2 separate regions of the Homo sapiens genome follow, and region 2 is linked to region 1. The links are chromatin loops, found by intact Hi-C in ENCODE. Cell type or tissue: gastrocnemius medialis. All regions are shown on one strand. Each heading gives the region's core, and the rest is flanking DNA. Links, peaks and the distances in the headings are about the cores only.

Evidence for each region. A loop is a pair of places that touch in the nucleus more often than their neighbours do. Peaks named below come from ENCODE experiments on the same cell type or tissue, not always from the same donor. Only the 100,000 strongest peaks of a DNase experiment are listed, where the experiment ranks them.
Region 2: it touches region 1 in a loop (12-fold over the local background); 11 of 110 quality-filtered maps call a loop at or near these places.

What each region holds. Positions count from the first base shown.
Region 1 is chr5:107,102,619-107,108,009 of GRCh38, reverse strand. No RefSeq gene overlaps it. Among named protein-coding and RNA genes, the nearest start is that of LINC01950, 94 kb to the right of the region's middle. In gastrocnemius medialis, for the core only: a CTCF peak has its summit at 3,159 (motif pointing left); a DNase peak (open chromatin) is centred at 3,209; H3K27ac peaks cover 1,225 bases.
Region 2 is chr5:107,244,883-107,250,273 of GRCh38, reverse strand. No RefSeq gene overlaps it. Among named protein-coding and RNA genes, the nearest start is that of LINC01950, 240 kb to the right of the region's middle. In gastrocnemius medialis, for the core only: CTCF peaks have their summits at 1,814 and 2,014 (motif pointing right); a DNase peak (open chromatin) is centred at 2,003; H3K4me3 peaks cover 340 bases.

The sequences.
Region 1 (5,391 bases), core at 286-5,285:
GAGAGAGAGAGAGAAAGACAGAGAGAGAGAGGAAAATAATGATGTTTCAGGAGAGACAGGGGATTATTATAAGAACACAGTTTTTAAGTAGAAGATAGGAAATCAGATCCAATGGTCAAGTATAGGAACTACACTTTGGTAGGAGTATGTACAATACATCCAAAGGAGGAAATATTATTTAGCTACAGATACTTAGGTATTAGTAAATTTGGTAGTGCATATATATGACATATGTCTTTGGATTGTTTTAGTTTTTATTTTTAGTGAAATAAGGGGTAAACTGAGAGTTAAGAATGGAAAAATTTGGAGAATTCTGAGGAGAGAGAAGAATGTGTGAAATAAACATTTCGGAGAATAAGAGAATGAATTGATCAGATGAAGGCAATGTTTGAGAGTCAATTTGAAATGTGTAGTCATAAATTTAAAGTGCCATTGGTCAATATGACAAGTTTTTTTCTAGCCATGTTCAGTTTCATGAGTAAGAAGAGAACAAATGGTAAATTTAGTTTCTCTTCAGTTGTTTATTGTGAGATGTGTAAGATAGAGAGAGAAAAGAGCAAAGAATTTAGGGTCCGTGCAGGCAATGGATTGTGATTAAAATGATGAACCACCATGGAATTCTAGGCTATTTTAACAGGGAGGAAAGGACAAGGTAAGTGACTGCTGATAAACTTATTAGGGCCACTGTATTGTGGATCCCATGGAGTCAAAGAATCATTGGAGTGGAGGTACTTCTGGAAATGGATGGAGAAGACAATAAGTGGTTGTGATTTAACAGGTTTTATGCTATTGGTGATTATAAGTTCTAAGATGTGACCATGGGAGTGGGGTGGGAGAAGTGGCCTGGAGATTAGAAAATCTGACGTAAGGAGTTCTAGGAGCTGAAATACCTGGATGGTTCTTTTATGTGAACATTGCAATTATTAAAAATTATTATAGAAGAAATGTGGAGAAAAAGGCAACAATCCTAGGGTTTATGTCTTTAGTGAGTGAAGGGGGATTGTCTAAGACCATTTGTGCAGATACAACAAAATACCACAGACTGGGTAATTTATAAATCATTATTTATTACTCACAATTTTAGCAGCTAGAAAGTCCAAGATCAAGGCCATAGAAGAGATTGTGTCTGGTGAGGGCTGCTCTCTGCTTCCTTCTTGTTATATCCTCCAGAAGGGATGAACACTATGTCCTCACATGGAGGAAGGGATGGAAAGGGCAAAAGAGAGAGAGACAGTGCTCCTGTACCTCTTTTATAAGGTCATTAATCCCATTCAAGAAAGTTCTGTCCTCATGACTTAATCACTCCCTAAAGGCCCCAGCTCTTAATACTATCATATTGGTGGTTAAGCTTCAACATATGAATTTTGGAGGGGCACATACATGTAAACCATAGCAGGGATAATCAGGAGGATGAAAGATGACTGTGGGAGCAGGGGTAGAGGAGTCTGTAATCTGATGGCCTGTACTTTAGAGTAGCTAAGTGGTTTCATTTGATTTTTTTGAGAAGGCAAAAATAATGATGGGAAATAATAATGAAGGGAAAAATAATAATAGGGTACAGAGGAGCAAAAATGATGCTCTCATTTTCAGCCAGGTTAGCATTAGGATGGGAAGGAATGTTATTGGAGAGATTTAGAAGAGAAGTCATTTGCTGATGGCAGACTATGAGTTCCAAACATTACAATGAAATGTTTCTGCAGTAATGGAGGAGTAAGAAATTAGGCTGGACCAGGAGCTACAGAGAGCCTTATGAAGAGGGGAATCTTGGTCATAAGGGATGACCTGAGGTTTAGAGCTCCTTGTGATGACTGAGACAAGCAGAGATGTAGTCAAGGAAGATATTCAAAATATTTTGCTAACAACCATTATGGCATGGGCCCTCACCAGTCAGAATGGGCACCATTCTGTCATAATGGCCCAGTTATAAACAATTGTTATTTTGCTATCAGTGCTTCCAAACTGAATCCCACTTTTGGATGATGGGGCTGGTTCTCATGGCAGGCTCCTCCTTGGGTTTGTTTTTTAGGGCAGTTTGGTATGGCAAGGCTGAAAATGTGTAGTTGGAGAATATTGGGAGCTCTGTGGACTCCATCTTCAATTCTCCTAGGGCACTCCCAATTATAAATGTCTGTAATATATAGTTGTAATATTTTCTAAAAGAAAAGAACTTGGAGTTCAAAGATATAAAAGCAACCCTTGCTCTGTATTGACTAATTGCTTGAGCTTTAGAAAGTACTGTAACTGTTCTGGGCCTCAGTTCTCTCACCTACAGTATGAATTAGACTGGATTAGAACATTTCTAAGGTCCCCTTTGGTGGCAAGGACTTGAAATACGACTTATAGCTTGCTTATAAACATTTGCTTCATCTACATTTTTCAGCTGAGGTGCTATTTTGATTTTGTCATTTGCACTGAGTCTTTTCAGTCTTTTGATAAATGTTCCCTACATCAAAATGTCCCTAACTTCAAACAAGTTATTTTCAGTCTATTATGTAGTGATTTTCTGATTTGGTAAGGAAAAAGAAACCACGGAATTTCTATTTTCTATCTTAAACTTGTTCAGTCTTTCTTCTACTTACTCTTTCAATACTCCTAAGGGAAAAATAATTTTTTTTAAGTCTTCTGGGAGAATTTTTCATTTTTGCTAGTTGTTACATATTTTCCTGAAAGTTTTTAAAGTACTTAACTGTTAAGTGCATTTAAATTATTCCTAAACTTTTAAAGACTTTTTTAAAAGTTAAAGATTGCCTCCTTTGTGGTTAAAATTAAAAACAAGAAACAAGGGACCCTGAAAAAGAACTCATGCTATGTCACTTGTTTAGACAGTTTCAAGGCCACTGAGACTGTTACTAAAACTTCATCTTTTCTTAATGCTGTTCATCTTGCTGCTTCTTTTTTATTCTATGAAAAAAATATTTTTAAACAAATTGTCAGGAACTTTTGGATGCTAGACACAGAAGCGACTTAAATGGATTGTGTTAGTTACCCATTACTATGTCCCTGGTTGCTCTGAAACTGAGCTTCTTAAAAGGACCCACACTTTTTAATCTCAAGGTCTCTCTGGGTCAGGAATCTGAGCACAGTTTAGCTTGGCTCTCTATTTCATGGTCGCTCACAAGGTTATAGTCATGCTGTCAGCCAGGTGTCAGCAGTGTCATCTGGCGGCTAGAATGGTAAATGATCCACTACCTAAATCATTCAGTGGTTACTGGTAACATTCAGTTCCTTGGGCCACTGTTGGACCAAGTGTCTTAGTGAAATTGGGGAGCTCCCTGACTCCTTTGTGAGCAGGAACTGGAGAGGCTCATTTCACTCAGCCTGCCTCTGGCCACTCCTCACAGGAGGAAGCATGCAAATTAAGCGAGTGCAGAAACTGGAGCGAAGGAAAGCTGGAACGGCTGGCCACTTCTCTCTGGTGGGAGCAGGCCCTGTGCTGGCCCCACAGGATTGTCCAAATGTATTACAATGCTCTTTTAGCAGTTGCTGTCCACTGACGGCTAAGTGTTAACCAGAGCAGTGTAGAGTCAGGGCGAGAGCCTTTTACAGCCTGCCATCTTGGTACCCAGGTCCTTGTTCAGTGTCCAGGAAGAATCAGGTCTTGAAGGATGGTGAATGCGGAGGTTTTATTGAGTTATAAAGGTGGTTCTCATCTGAGATGGAAGCTGCCTCTGTCTGCTTTAAATTAGTTATCTTTATAGCCAGAATAAACAAATAACTCAGTTTTCTACTTTTCTAGTTTTTATGAGCTAAGTAGTTTAATAGACTGCCCAAAGGCAGTCTTATCTGCACCTATCTATAGCATGAAAGAAAAAGCTCAGTCTTTAAATTCAGGCAGATCTAGATTTGAAACTTCACCCTGATTAAATGACATTACCTATTCTCTCTGAGTTTTAGTTTCCTCATTTACAAAAATGTGACAACATCTTTCACACAGGGTGGTTATGAGCAATAAAACAATTACAGGAAAAGGTGCAATGCATGGCACGTAGTAGCAGTAAAATCAATTATGATTTTTACTACTATAATATTTATAATTTAATATTAATATATTTGTATTAATGATAGTAGTAATAATTATCACTCTTTTTACTTTCTCATTATGTTTTTTCCAAAAAATATGATTTCCTAAAAGCACAATAATACGTTATTTCATTATTTATAATTGTAACAATTGTATTTGTTTGTAGGATCAGGTATTCAAAAATATTTTTCCACTTTCTCCTGTGATTCATTTTGTGTGTCTGTTGCAATCTTATCAGCCAGAATGTAAATTTTGTAAAGCGTGCTAGACTGAATTTAATTGTTAGACATGACTCATTCTTTTCATAAAGACAATACAAATTTTCTTGCAAGATATTGACAGTGTAACTTGGTGAATCATATCGGATTAAATATTTTATTAATATTTAGTGATCACTAGCAATATTGTGTTAATATTTTATTAATATTTAGTAATTACTCTCCATGTGCTGTTTTATTGAGTTATAAAGATGGTTCTCAGTGGGATGGGGAGCTGGAAAGGGGATGGAGTGGGAAGATAATCTCCAACCATCTAGCTGCCTCTTCGACGTTCAGATGCTTCTTCTCTTCTCTCCTCTGCCGTGCCACTCTGTTCCTCTGCCAGTGGAGTTTGGGGTTTATATGGGCACAGGATAGCAGGGAGGGGTTGGCCACAAAGCAACATTCAGGTGCAAAAACAGGAATGCCTGTTCTCATTTAGGGTCATGGGTCCAGGCTTGAGGGTGGACCCCTCACCAGGGACCCTGCTCTCCTGCTTCCTGTCTGTATCATTAGTTCCTCCCTTGTATTGACCAAAGGTCATCTGAGTTCCTCACCAGGCATCTCACCCTTGTGGCAGCTGCTTTTTCACAGTATGCAAGCCAAGATGGCAATTGAGAGAGCATGCTAGTAAGACAGAAGTCACAGCCTTTTGTAACTAATCATGGTGTTGACATCTTATTCCTTTTGACTTATTCTATTCTTTAAAAGCAAATTATTAACCCATATTCAAGAGGAAGGATTACACAAAGGCATGAATTCTAGAAAGTTGGATTATTGATGGTCATTTTAAAAGTCATCTGCCACACAGATTCATCCACATAATTGAAAAGGTGAGGTATAACTTGTCTTCAAGCACAAATGGATCCAGAAACTTAAAAGTTGCCATCAAATGTCAGTTTCTTTCCATCACCTTTACTCCAGTTAGTTTGATTCTTAGGTGAGTTATCCTTTCACAGTAGCCCATAATGGCTCCAGATGTCTATCCCACTTGTTCAGCAATTCAGTGGAAAGTGAGTGTTTCTTTCCTATCAGTTCCAGCAGAAGTATTGGGGTTACAACCACTGATCCTGTTTGAGTCCCATGATCATTCTTTAATCAATCATGTGACTT
Region 2 (5,391 bases), core at 72-5,071, 140 kb before region 1:
CTTGTTATGATTTTTCCCCATTTAGGACCATCTTAAATTGATTTTTTGGCTTAAAATCAGAAAGAGATGTCCAGAGGAAGTCATTGAAAATAAATTCTATTTGCAGAACATGAAATTGTTGTGGTTGTGTGGTAGGTGAATGATTGTACACTTTAGAAATGGAAAGTTTAACAAGGTAGAGAATTTGTATTTGTGTTCAACAGAATTCCTTTGAGCGCTGGCTGTTGTGAGAGAAGCATTCTGAGCAGAAGACAAACTCTGCTCCTTTGGGGGCTGCAGATGGTGTGCACATTCACCTGTCAGTAGCCCTGGGTGTGTAAGCCATACCAGATGGAAAGGGAGAGAGAGAGAAGCAAGGCAGGAAGTGAGCATGGAGAAGTAAGAGGCAGCATCTGTGTGAGAGAGAACTGGCTTGAATAAGAAATGGCCAGAAATAATTTTTAGAAAGATTTCTGTGAAGCTTTGTGTAAATTCTCCATATTATCCATTAAAAGCAATTCACAATCAAGACCTACATAATACTTCAGGCCTTCTGTGGTCAGATTGCTGTTTAATTGAATGCAATGCTGTATAAAGACTGGTCCAGGTGACAGTCAGCTATATTTGGAATAAGTATGGGGAGGCACATGTGGGATTTTTGGATTCAAATTATTACCCTAGACCTAAACTAAAAGTGTACCTTCAGTATGATCATCTATGTTTTGGAATTATATGAAAATTAGTATTATGAAGTTTATACTGCATGTTTATTTCAACTGAAGAAACAGGGCATTATGAAATTTTGTAAAATATAAACATAGAGGAGTGTTCCTTGTATTATGTACATATGTGTCCATAGGATATATCTACAGTAGGGCAGTAGGGAAGGATAGATGTAGAAGTTTGGCAGAGATTTACGGGTAAGCCATATAATTCTAGAAACTGAATCAAAAACAGGAGGAACTGACCAGTATCAATGTTCACACACAATGTCCAAGGCAGAACTTAGAGTCAACAGTTAGATGGTTGATTAACCAAGAAGAAGAGCTGACTGAATGAACTCAATCTTTTATCTCCTATGATATCAAGCCTCTGGATGATATCACCTATTATAGTAAGAAGGTCATGAGACATCAATAAGGAAACAATAAGTCAGAAGGAGTTAAGGTCATGAGGATAGAGCAATGAGTTGCTGGGGGACAACTGAAGATGAGACAAGGGAGGGAGGCAGAAAAAACTATTTAATTGTATTGTGTGTAAGTCAGATCACCCCTTATGTCATTGGTTCTTGACCAGACTATGACTGGTTAAGGTTTGCTTTTAAAGACAAGGCTCTCAGGTGAGATAGAGCTAAGGTAGTCCTTGTGATGGTAATAATTTCTTATTATAGGGAAAATAGTAGCTGCATCTGTCTTGCTGGGGAACATTTCTCTGGTTGGGTAGATCTTATCCTATCAGTTTGTATCCTGTAGCATCATATTGGTTTGTTTGAGTTTAATGGTTGAGGGTCAACAGAGGAAGCCTTAAAAATTTCCTTGTGAACAAATGGGCTGAAAATTGATTTTTAACAGACTCCACGGATACCCATTTACTGAGGAAATTGGAATTGTTCTTGGAAAGGGAGAAGAGGTCAGTGACAGCCATGTTTAGGCTTGTTCAGTGGTTTTGCCTTACTTCACTGGACGAGAACAAATCTCTGGGGACTTGGCTGTAACTGTGGGACTGGAGTTAAGCAGACTTTGAGTCCAAGGGTAGAGGCCAGCTTGCCTAGAAACTGGAGAAATTAGTAGGAAATTTTATGCCAGGGACTGGAATAAAGGTCTCGAAAAGCAGTTAGAAATGCCACTGAAATGGAACAAAGATAAATAGCCTCAGGGCAGGGAAGTGCCACCAACGAAGTGGGGGTCTACAGGCGTTCAGGTCATTCATGGATTCTAACTCATCAGGAACTGCCATGGAGAATAGCTTATAGTTTTGAATTGGCAACTATGAATTAAGGAGAGGTGCAGCTGCAACGGTGGTCCATCCACTAGGGGGCAGTAGATTGAAGCATGGTCAATCAGAACTTGAGGCCGATTTACTATTTATAGGCAACGTTCTGGATTTTATTTCCAAACCAAGTAACCATCATGATTTTTGGAAGAGGAAAAAGAGGAAACTCTAGCAAACCTTCAGGCACACAAACAACTAAAACCTGAGGTGATGGTATGATTTCGGCGGCTCGAGTGATTTGAGTATGCTTCAGTTTCATGAAATCTGACCCCTCAAAAAAATAAGGTCTCCAGGTTGCAAACCCTGAAGAAGCTGGTTATAATCAAGTTGGAGATTTTACTCTATTATTTTTTTCAAAAGTGGCGTGCTGATCATAAGCAAAGTTGCTTTGATTCTCTGGCCTCCTCCTCGATTTCTCCATGTTTTGCAGACCTTAGGACACTAGGCTGCTCAGGAATTTTGGGGGGCAAGAGACAATCCCACATTTGTTTTAGTTGTTTTAGCAAGGGATTTCTAGGGGTTGTCAGCCCCTTGAGGGAAAGAATTAAGTGAATACCACTTTTCCCTAATATCATCAGAGACAGAGACTGGTATCATGTCAGAAATATGATGAGTTTTGCTCCTGGACTTTCCAAGGGGAGCTTCAAGAGTCATAGTGACTGAGATGAATCATCCTCAGCTCAGTAAGGATGGGAAGAAAACTGAGTGTGAGGCACCATAGTATGAGTAGGAGCAGGGCATGGGAAGCACGTACAGAGATGATGCTATTCTTTGTGGAATATTACCAAGGTGCTGTCACCATACGGTATAGCTAACACTTATTTTGCACCTGCCATGTGTCAGGCATTGTACTAAATGCCTAAACAGAATGATTTGTTCAATCCATACAATAATCTCAGGGTGAGATATTATCATTATTGCATTTTATAAGTGAGAAAACTGACGCCCCAAGCAGTTGGATTCCCACGGTAGGACTGGGTAACAAAGCTTGGCACCTGAGTTTTAATTTTACCTATGCTATTCTGCTTCAAAAATGAGGCAGATGATTTTATTCACCAGGGGTTTAGGGGACAGAGTACCAGATATGATAATTATGAGAAAGGCAGTTGTAAATTTGGGGGTGAGAGAAATACATCATATAAAATATTTAGAAAGTATTTTTTTTTGTTAAATGCTGTGTATCCCCTATCCCTGACACCCCCATACTTTATTTTTAAGAAATTATAAGTAAAGATCTATATTGTTCTTTAAGATTTCTGGAGTTGAACTTTTATATCTTTGAATTCAACACTGTGTCAAAAATGGTTCATGAGGGTGAACAGTTATATTTGGTTATAATAGTTATAATTCTGAATACATTTTATCATTAGCTGTGCATTTGTTATTTCTTCTTGACTTTTACATAAGATCTTTCTTCAAAGTTACTAAAGCTCTTTAAACGGTGGAAATTCAGAATAACGAAGACTGCGGCATGGTGAGGTATCTTCACTATGGTGTAGTGGTTATAAGCACAGACTGTGGTGTTGAGCTGTTTTGGACAGTTTCTCATCTTAAGAGTTGTGCTAACTCAGGGAAATCACAAGAATCCTGAGCCTCAGAATATCTTCTATAAAAAAGGGAAAATCTTTATTTACTAGGGTTTTTGAGAGTTTTAAATGAGATGACTGTAAAATACTTGTCAAAATGCGTGACAACATAATAAGAATATAATGTGACATATTGTTATTGTTATTATTATTAGCACTTCTATTTTCTGGTTGCTAGTATCAGCTTCACTCTGAATTGCATAATACATCAAGATAGACTGGATACCAAGTAATTTGACTATAGTAGCCTTCTATTGATAGCTATTAACTGTCTTGGGCTTATAGATAACTCTTCTTTTTTGAAATAAGTTTTTCTCCTGGATTCTAATGTTGCTCCTAAAATACTGGCCACTTCTGTTTGTCTTTATTTCTAATGTCTGTTCCTCTTTTCATTCTCTTACTATTGAAGTATCCCAAGGCCTAGAGCTTGGAACTCTCATCTTCTTTATTTTATCTGTACTCACTCCCTTGGGATATCAACCTCACATTTACATTGACCACTCCCAAATATATATCTCCAAACCAGAACCCAATTGTAGATTCATATGTTCAATTGCCTATTAACACTCTCACTTAGATGCCTAATAGACGTATTAAACAAATTATGCTAAAAACTGAACAGTTGCTTTTTTCTTCTAAAACTTTCTCTACTCACAGATTTCCCTATCTTCAGTTGCTCAAAAAGCAAAAAGAAAAACCACAGCAAGTAACAAAAAAACCGCTGGAAAACCTGAAATCATTCTTGGTTCTTCTTTTCCCTCATATGCCACATCCTTTCCACTGGAAAATCCTGTTCGCTTCATCTTCAAAGGATTCCCAGAATCTTATCATTTCTCCCTGCTCGCTCTGCTACCATCCTGGTCCAAGCTACTGTCATCTCTCATCTTCGTTCTTCCAGCTGCCCCCTAAGTGGTGTTACTGCCCCCACTTTTGCCCCCTTCAGTCTATTCCCAACACAGCACTCAGGGTGATCCACTTAAAGCATAACTTAGATCCTGTCACACCTCCGTTCACATCCAGTGGCCCCCATCTCACTCAGACCAAAGCCAGTTTTTTTGTTTGTTTGTTTGTTTGTTTTAATTGCCTACAAAATTCTGCACAATCTTGGCCACTTTCCCCCATACTTTTTTTTTTTTTTTTTTTTTTTTTTTTGAGATGGAGTCTTGCTTTGTTGCTCAGGCTGGAACGCAGTGGCGTGATCTCGGCTCACTGCAACCTCCACTTCCTGGGTTCAACGGATTCTCCTGCCTCAGCCTCCCATGTAGCTGGGACTACAGGCACGTGCCACCATGCCCGGCTAATTTTTGTGTTTTTAGTAGAGACGGGGTTTCGCCATGTTGGCCAGGCTGGTCTGGAACTCCTGACCTCAGGTGAGCCACCGCGCCTGGCCCCCATACTTTTTTGACTTCTCTCATTGTTCACTCTTTCTCCATTTCGCTGCCTTCCTGGCTTTTCCTTGAGTATATCAGGCACACTCCTTTCTCAGGTCATTTGCACTGGCTTTTCTCTCTTCCTTGATTACTTTGCTTTTAAATATTCATAGCATTCACCGTTTCACTTTAAAGTATTTGAGCATCCTTTTTACAATTGTAGCCCCTTATATTATCTTCCTACATTGAGTTAAACTGGACTAATTTGAAGGAATTATTTTTCTGCAGAGTAATTGTCACTTATTAATACACTCTATATTTTATTATTTATTCTGTCTATTGTCTGCATCCACAACTTGAGTATTTAAGCTCCATTAGAACAGCAATTTTGCTGTTATGGCCACTGCTATCCTCCCTGTGCTAGAATAGTGTCTAGTTTGGTAAATCGTAAAAACTGCCTGTGA